Linked DNA regions of Homo sapiens: region 1 is linked to region 2. A link is an interaction called in ENCODE POLR2A ChIA-PET data of the cell type or tissue named here. Cell type or tissue: GM12878. All regions are shown on one strand. Links, peaks and the distances in the headings refer to the core of each region. The heading gives the core; the rest is flanking DNA. Region 1 overlaps LRCH1 (leucine rich repeats and calponin homology domain containing 1). Region 2 overlaps LRCH1 (leucine rich repeats and calponin homology domain containing 1).

What was found. Peaks named below come from ENCODE experiments on the same cell type or tissue, not always from the same donor. Only the 100,000 strongest peaks of a DNase experiment are listed, where the experiment ranks them.
Region 1: POLR2A ChIA-PET joins it to region 2 with 5 read pairs; 7 of 35 experiments call an interaction of 5 or more read pairs at or near these places.

What each region holds. Positions count from the first base shown.
Region 1 is chr13:46,561,900-46,564,705 of GRCh38, forward strand. The region is part of intron 1 of LRCH1 (leucine rich repeats and calponin homology domain containing 1); the gene reads left to right. Among named protein-coding and RNA genes, the nearest start is that of LRCH1, 10 kb to the left of the region's middle. In GM12878, for the core only: no CTCF peak of the experiment used is centred there; no DNase peak of the experiment used is centred there.
Region 2 is chr13:46,627,715-46,630,520 of GRCh38, forward strand. The region is part of intron 1 of LRCH1 (leucine rich repeats and calponin homology domain containing 1); the gene reads left to right. Among named protein-coding and RNA genes, the nearest start is that of LRCH1, 76 kb to the left of the region's middle. In GM12878, for the core only: no CTCF peak of the experiment used is centred there; no DNase peak of the experiment used is centred there; H3K27ac peaks cover 916 bases.

The sequences.
Region 1 (2,806 bases), core at 156-2,655, 66 kb before region 2:
GCCATCTTTGCATTATTTCCTTATGGCATTTTTTGTTTTATTGCCTTCCTCTGATACTTTCCCTATGTTTAACCTTTTTGCTCCTTCACTGGCCTGTGAGATTTGGCTAGACGGGACTTTTCCTGATTTTTGTATGGCTTCCATGCCCAGGACAGAAAATGCTAGAAAAACATTGATGGATTACTCTCTTTCCTCTTTCCTACACTTGGTCTCTGCATTTTTCATCCATCATCTTGGATCTACCCTGAAGTTATCCCCTACTTGTGCATAGTTTGCTGATCTGCTCAGATTTTCCTGTGAGAGCTGATTTTTCTCACATAGCCTCTTTTTACTTCTCAGTGTCATCCACTGTATTAGTCTGCTAGGGGCACCATGACAATATTCCTCAGACTGGGTGGCTTAGACAACAGAAATTAATTTTCCCATAGCTCTGGAGGCTGGAAGTCCAAGATCAAGGTGTCGGCAGGTTTGATTCTCCTGAGGCCTCTCTCTTGGCTTACAGGTGGAGGTTGTCTTCCTGGGTCTTCACAGGCCGTTCCTTTTTATACACAAATCCTTGTTGTCCCTTCCTGAGCCCAAATTTCCTCTTCTTATAAGGGTATCAGTGAGATTGGATTGGGACCCACCCATAGGACCTCATGTAATCTTCATTACTTCTTTAAAGACTTTGTCTCTAAATACAGTCACATTCTGAGGTGCTAGGGGTTAGTGCTTCCATTACTTTTGGGGGTCATAATTCAGCCCATAACGCCCACTGACTCACCCCTGCTGTAGCTGGTAGCTGGAGTTCCTCCCCCAGCCTGTGTAAACTGATCTTGGACTTGTGTGAGGCTGCCCTCAATGCTGCTCTTGCAGGAGGCCCAAGACAGGTCTGTTTGTTAACCATCCTGTCCTTGGAATCTAGCCCTGCACACACTAGCTACACCTGCATCCACGCTGAGAGTCCCAATAATGCTCCTGAGCCCTCGAATGTGCTGTAAAATGGTAAGAGAGCCACATATACACTTACAAATGGATGACTCCGGCTCATCTGGACCCCTCCTCCATCTCTCATAGACTTAGAATCTTTTCGGTGGTTGGTGGGTCCCTAGAGTCACACTTTATTTTTAGCTAAGGTGGGGTCACTTCTCACCAACATTTGCAAGTGTTCGATAAGCAATGTTACATCTAAAATCAAATGAGTTATAGTGAATTCTGAGGGAGATGGGCAGGTGTTTTATAATATCAAATATTGTTTGAAATTAGCAAATGAAAAACTAATCAATATCTTTTGAGCACTTATTGTGTAAGGAGCATAGCCAAAAATATAAAGGCATAGTTCCACCTAGTTTGAATTGGATGAGGATTAAAGAAATTATGTATTTGAAAGTCCCTTACACATACAGTACTCCAATTAACAAGTATTATTTCACCAAAGCCTTTCAGCCCTTAGCCAAATGGAATTTCTTCCTTTTTTTTTTAAGTATAGCTTAGTGATTAAAAATAGGGTTTCCTGAGCTTCAAAGACCTGTGTTCAAATCTTGGCCTTGTTGCTTATAAACTATGTCACTTTGGCCAGATGACTTAAACCCTATGCATCGGTTTCCTCACCTGTCAAATGGAGATAATAATAGTATGTACCTAGTAGAGTTGTCATGAGGACATTGGTTATAATAACAACAGCTAACATTAGCAAGCAGTTATTCTATGTCAGGTATTGCTCCAAGTGCTTTATATGCAAATATATGTATTAAATGTATGTAATAGATGTTTCACCTCATTTAATGCTTGCTACATGGTCTGTATTAACTAGAGTGGGGGCTCAATAACTCCAAGCAATGCCTTTCTATTGCAACCTGAAGAGGGAGATTAGAAATGTAGAAACCATCCATTCATATCTCTCCCTCATTTAATAGCTGAGGACACTAAGGCCCAGAGAGTATAATCATTTGGCCAAGGGTACACAGCATGGCAGTAGGTGCCAGAGCCAGGGCAGAGTCTCCCAGGCTCACATCAAAGGGTCGTTTCTGTGGAGCCAGGAGGTGACATTGGGATGAAGGGAAGGCTTTCCCTCATCCATAGGGTTCTCAGGTCAAACCCACCCAAACCAGCCAGGTTGTGGGCCTCCCAAAAAACAAAAAAAAATGGTGTGAAACCTTTAATAACAGATGGTCCAAACCTGGGGAGAATAAGATAAAGCTAACGGTAGTTACAGATGAGACATGTTAGTGTAGGATTTGACTGCATGTGGTTTGAGGGACATGCACAGGCCTCTTGTCAACTGGATTCCACATACTAAAGGAGTGTGCTGGGCAGCCCCCGACTCACAAACGGGGCCATCAGCCTTTCCTAGCAAGGCTTTGTTTCAGAACTTGGCATGCATTTTCCTATAAAAACAAGGTGGTAACCTGTGATTTGGTTCTCCCGCCAACCCACAAAGCCCTGTTTAACCCTAGCAGACCTGGGCCTTCTTATTAATGGTGGTTTCTTATTGTTTCTTTGGAAAAATGCAATCCCAGTTCCAACATGAAATCCCGAATCTGGAGAACTTGGCATCAGGCTGTGAATGAGGCCCCTGCCTCTTGAAAATAATTCTCTCCCCTCTGGCCATTCCGGCCAGGGGTCGGAGGTTCCCCACACCTCTCCCAGGTCCCTTGATCAGGGCACTCAGCGGCTGGGAAACAAGGGTTGGCATAAGTCAGGGATCCACTTGGACCTCAGGAAGGCCACTGGGCCAGGGAGGAATAGGCCGGGGAGCCACCCACCTGAGGGAGGCGTGCAGGAACTTAGACACTTCTCTATTTAATTTTTATATTTCTTCTGTATT
Region 2 (2,806 bases), core at 158-2,657:
CTTGATATGGTTCTTGGTTGTTGGCCACTTAAAACAATGGCATATTTTGAAGGGCTGAATAGACTTCCTTCTTTTTAAGCTTTTCTTTTTATTTATACTTTTTGGATCCGTGTAATTTCTCTGAGTCATCCACATTATTTTCTACTTTTTCTCAGTTTTCATGACCTGTATTACCATTACAGGTGTCTCTGCTATAATTCAATATACATATTCCTGAAAACCTCATGTTCTACAAAATCATACATTCAGAATAATCTGGCTAATGGGAAATATTGGTTTGGGGCAGTCTGGCTTATGGGAAATATTGGTTTGGGGCAGTCTGGCTTATGGGAAATATTAAGTTGGGACCAACCACTCTAAATCTATGCTACTTTGCAAGCACAGCACTAACAAAAACAATGAAAACCATCATAAAACAGGAGCACAGTTCAGAAGACATACTACATTCCTACTATATACAGATACACTTTGGTAAATATGACTTTAACTCATGAAAATATGCGGGGCTGCTTGATGGAAGGGGATGTAAGGAAGGATATGAGGCTGGTGAGTACTGGGAGACAAGAATGAAACACACCAAGACGTTTGCATGAGATCATGCAAAGAGAATCATGCAGAAGGTACATCTAAGACACAAGGCCAACCGGGCATGGTGGCTCATGCCTGTAATCCCAGCACTTTGGGAGGCTGAGGTGGGCAGGTCACAAGGTCAGGAGTTCGAGACCTGACCTTTAACAGTCTATTCAGCCTGGCAACTATGGTGAAATCCCGTCTCCACTAAAAGTACAAAAAATTAGCTGGGCGTGGTGGCACGCACCAGTAGTCCCAGCTACTCAGGAGGCTGAGGCAGGAGAATCACTTGAACTTGGGAGGCAGAGGTTGCAGTGAGCCGAGATCACACCACTGCAATCCAGCCTGGGCGACAGAGCGATTCTCTGTCTCAGGGAAGAAAAAAAAAAAAAAAACACAAGGCCCGGCAGGCTGAGACCATGACAGGAACGGTTAGAGTGGACCCTGGTGCAGTGTGGGGTGCTCTGTTCAGCCTCACTATGAATTTCACATCCAGCTTCTGTTACTTGGAGATATAAAACAGTAATGTGTGGAGACAAATCGTGGATGAACCAACTCCTGAGTTATGGCGTCATCAATCTGCTATGACCAGTCAAATTCGCAGTATAGAAACATGTCTTGTAGCTGGACAGAAAACATCCAGCTCTACTGCTGCTAAACATCATGGAATGTACCCATTGGTTTATCCATATAGTAAGTTTTAACATTATTTTTAATATATTGTTCATTCTGAATTTGACAGTGGTCTGCCAAGTCTCCCTGAACTCCACAAATTAAATAAAGGTATCTCAGAGGGCCTTTCCCAAGAACTTTAATGCCATCTTCCTAGCAAGCTATAGAAAACATTTGAAAACCCCAAGGGCAAAGTTCCAGGGCTGCCTAGGGGCAAAATCAGTGAACAGAGTAGTAAACTGATAAAACCAGCATAGAGGCCTCTGTGGGGGAAAAAGACACCTTTCTGCAGTTAATAAACAGTACCAAAGAACACTGATTGTCTTCTCAGGGTTTGTAGCCCATTTCTGTTTTTTATTTTTAAATCTCACCTGTTATTTTTGTTTTTAGCTGTTCCATAGTAGTCTGATGGAAATACACTTTATGTGTTCTTGTGTGCCAATCAAAAATAAAATAAGCACAATGAATACCTCTAATTGCATAGTTCATGAAAGGCTTGAAAAGATGCAGAGCAGCTGGCTAATGCTGCCAATGAGCCATTGGCTGGAGCCCCTTGTAACTCAGCCTTTGATTCTGTCTTCAGCAAGCCCCAGCATCCTCAGGGCCCATGTGATGGGTGCTCAGTGGAACTCCAGACTTTGTGGAGGGCTCTGTGGTTCTGCTGCTGGGGAAACTGTGTGTTTCTGAGCCTATGGGAATGGGTCAGAAAGCCTGGGAAATGGGGGAGAATAGGAGCAGGAACACAAATGAGGAGCCAGCAATGCAGGTTGCTATTATGTCGCATGTCACTTCCTACGAATATCTTGATAGATTAGCTTCCTTCAGGCCCAAAACCTTGAATGGACATGAACCACAGTATCAGGGCTAAATGAGTAACAGCCCAAACCAGGTCCACTCTCCAGACAGTTAGAAAAGGTAGACATCTCTTGTAGCTGGATGGAGCAGGGGTCTCCCCCAGGGGTGGTAATTCAGCAGGTCTTTAAAGAATGAATAGGATTAAAGTAAGTGAAAATGGAAAGCTGAAGGCAGGGAAGGAAAGTGAGGCTCAGGGAGAATTCTGGGCAAGGGAAAGTTACAGAGTGATTCCTTAGAGCTTGTGAGTCTAACAATTTTGATGTCAATGGACCTTATTCTTGGAACCACAGGGCAACTGATTGACTTTAGTTTTCTTTTTTGCTATATTCTTGCCACTCACTCAATGACTGCTCATTGAAAATTGATGATAATGGCCATATGGAAAGTCTCAGAGCTTATCTAGGATTTGAGTCCCTGAGGCATAATCAGTGGGTGGAACAGCAGATGGATGGGGCAGACTATTTTTCTGTTCCTTCCTGTGACAGTTGATTATAAGTTATAAAAATGGGCATTCTCTTTGTGATCTTAGCTTCCAAAATTACGGAAGGTTATCACTATTTATTATTACTACTTTCTCAGCAAACTCAAAGAATCAGAGTGATATTGATTATTTAGATTTAGCAATGGGGGACTTAAGCTCTTATAAATCAGGGTCATCTGAATCTAAAGATGTATGTCTTTCTTATTTCAGTCTGACCAGTTATTTAAG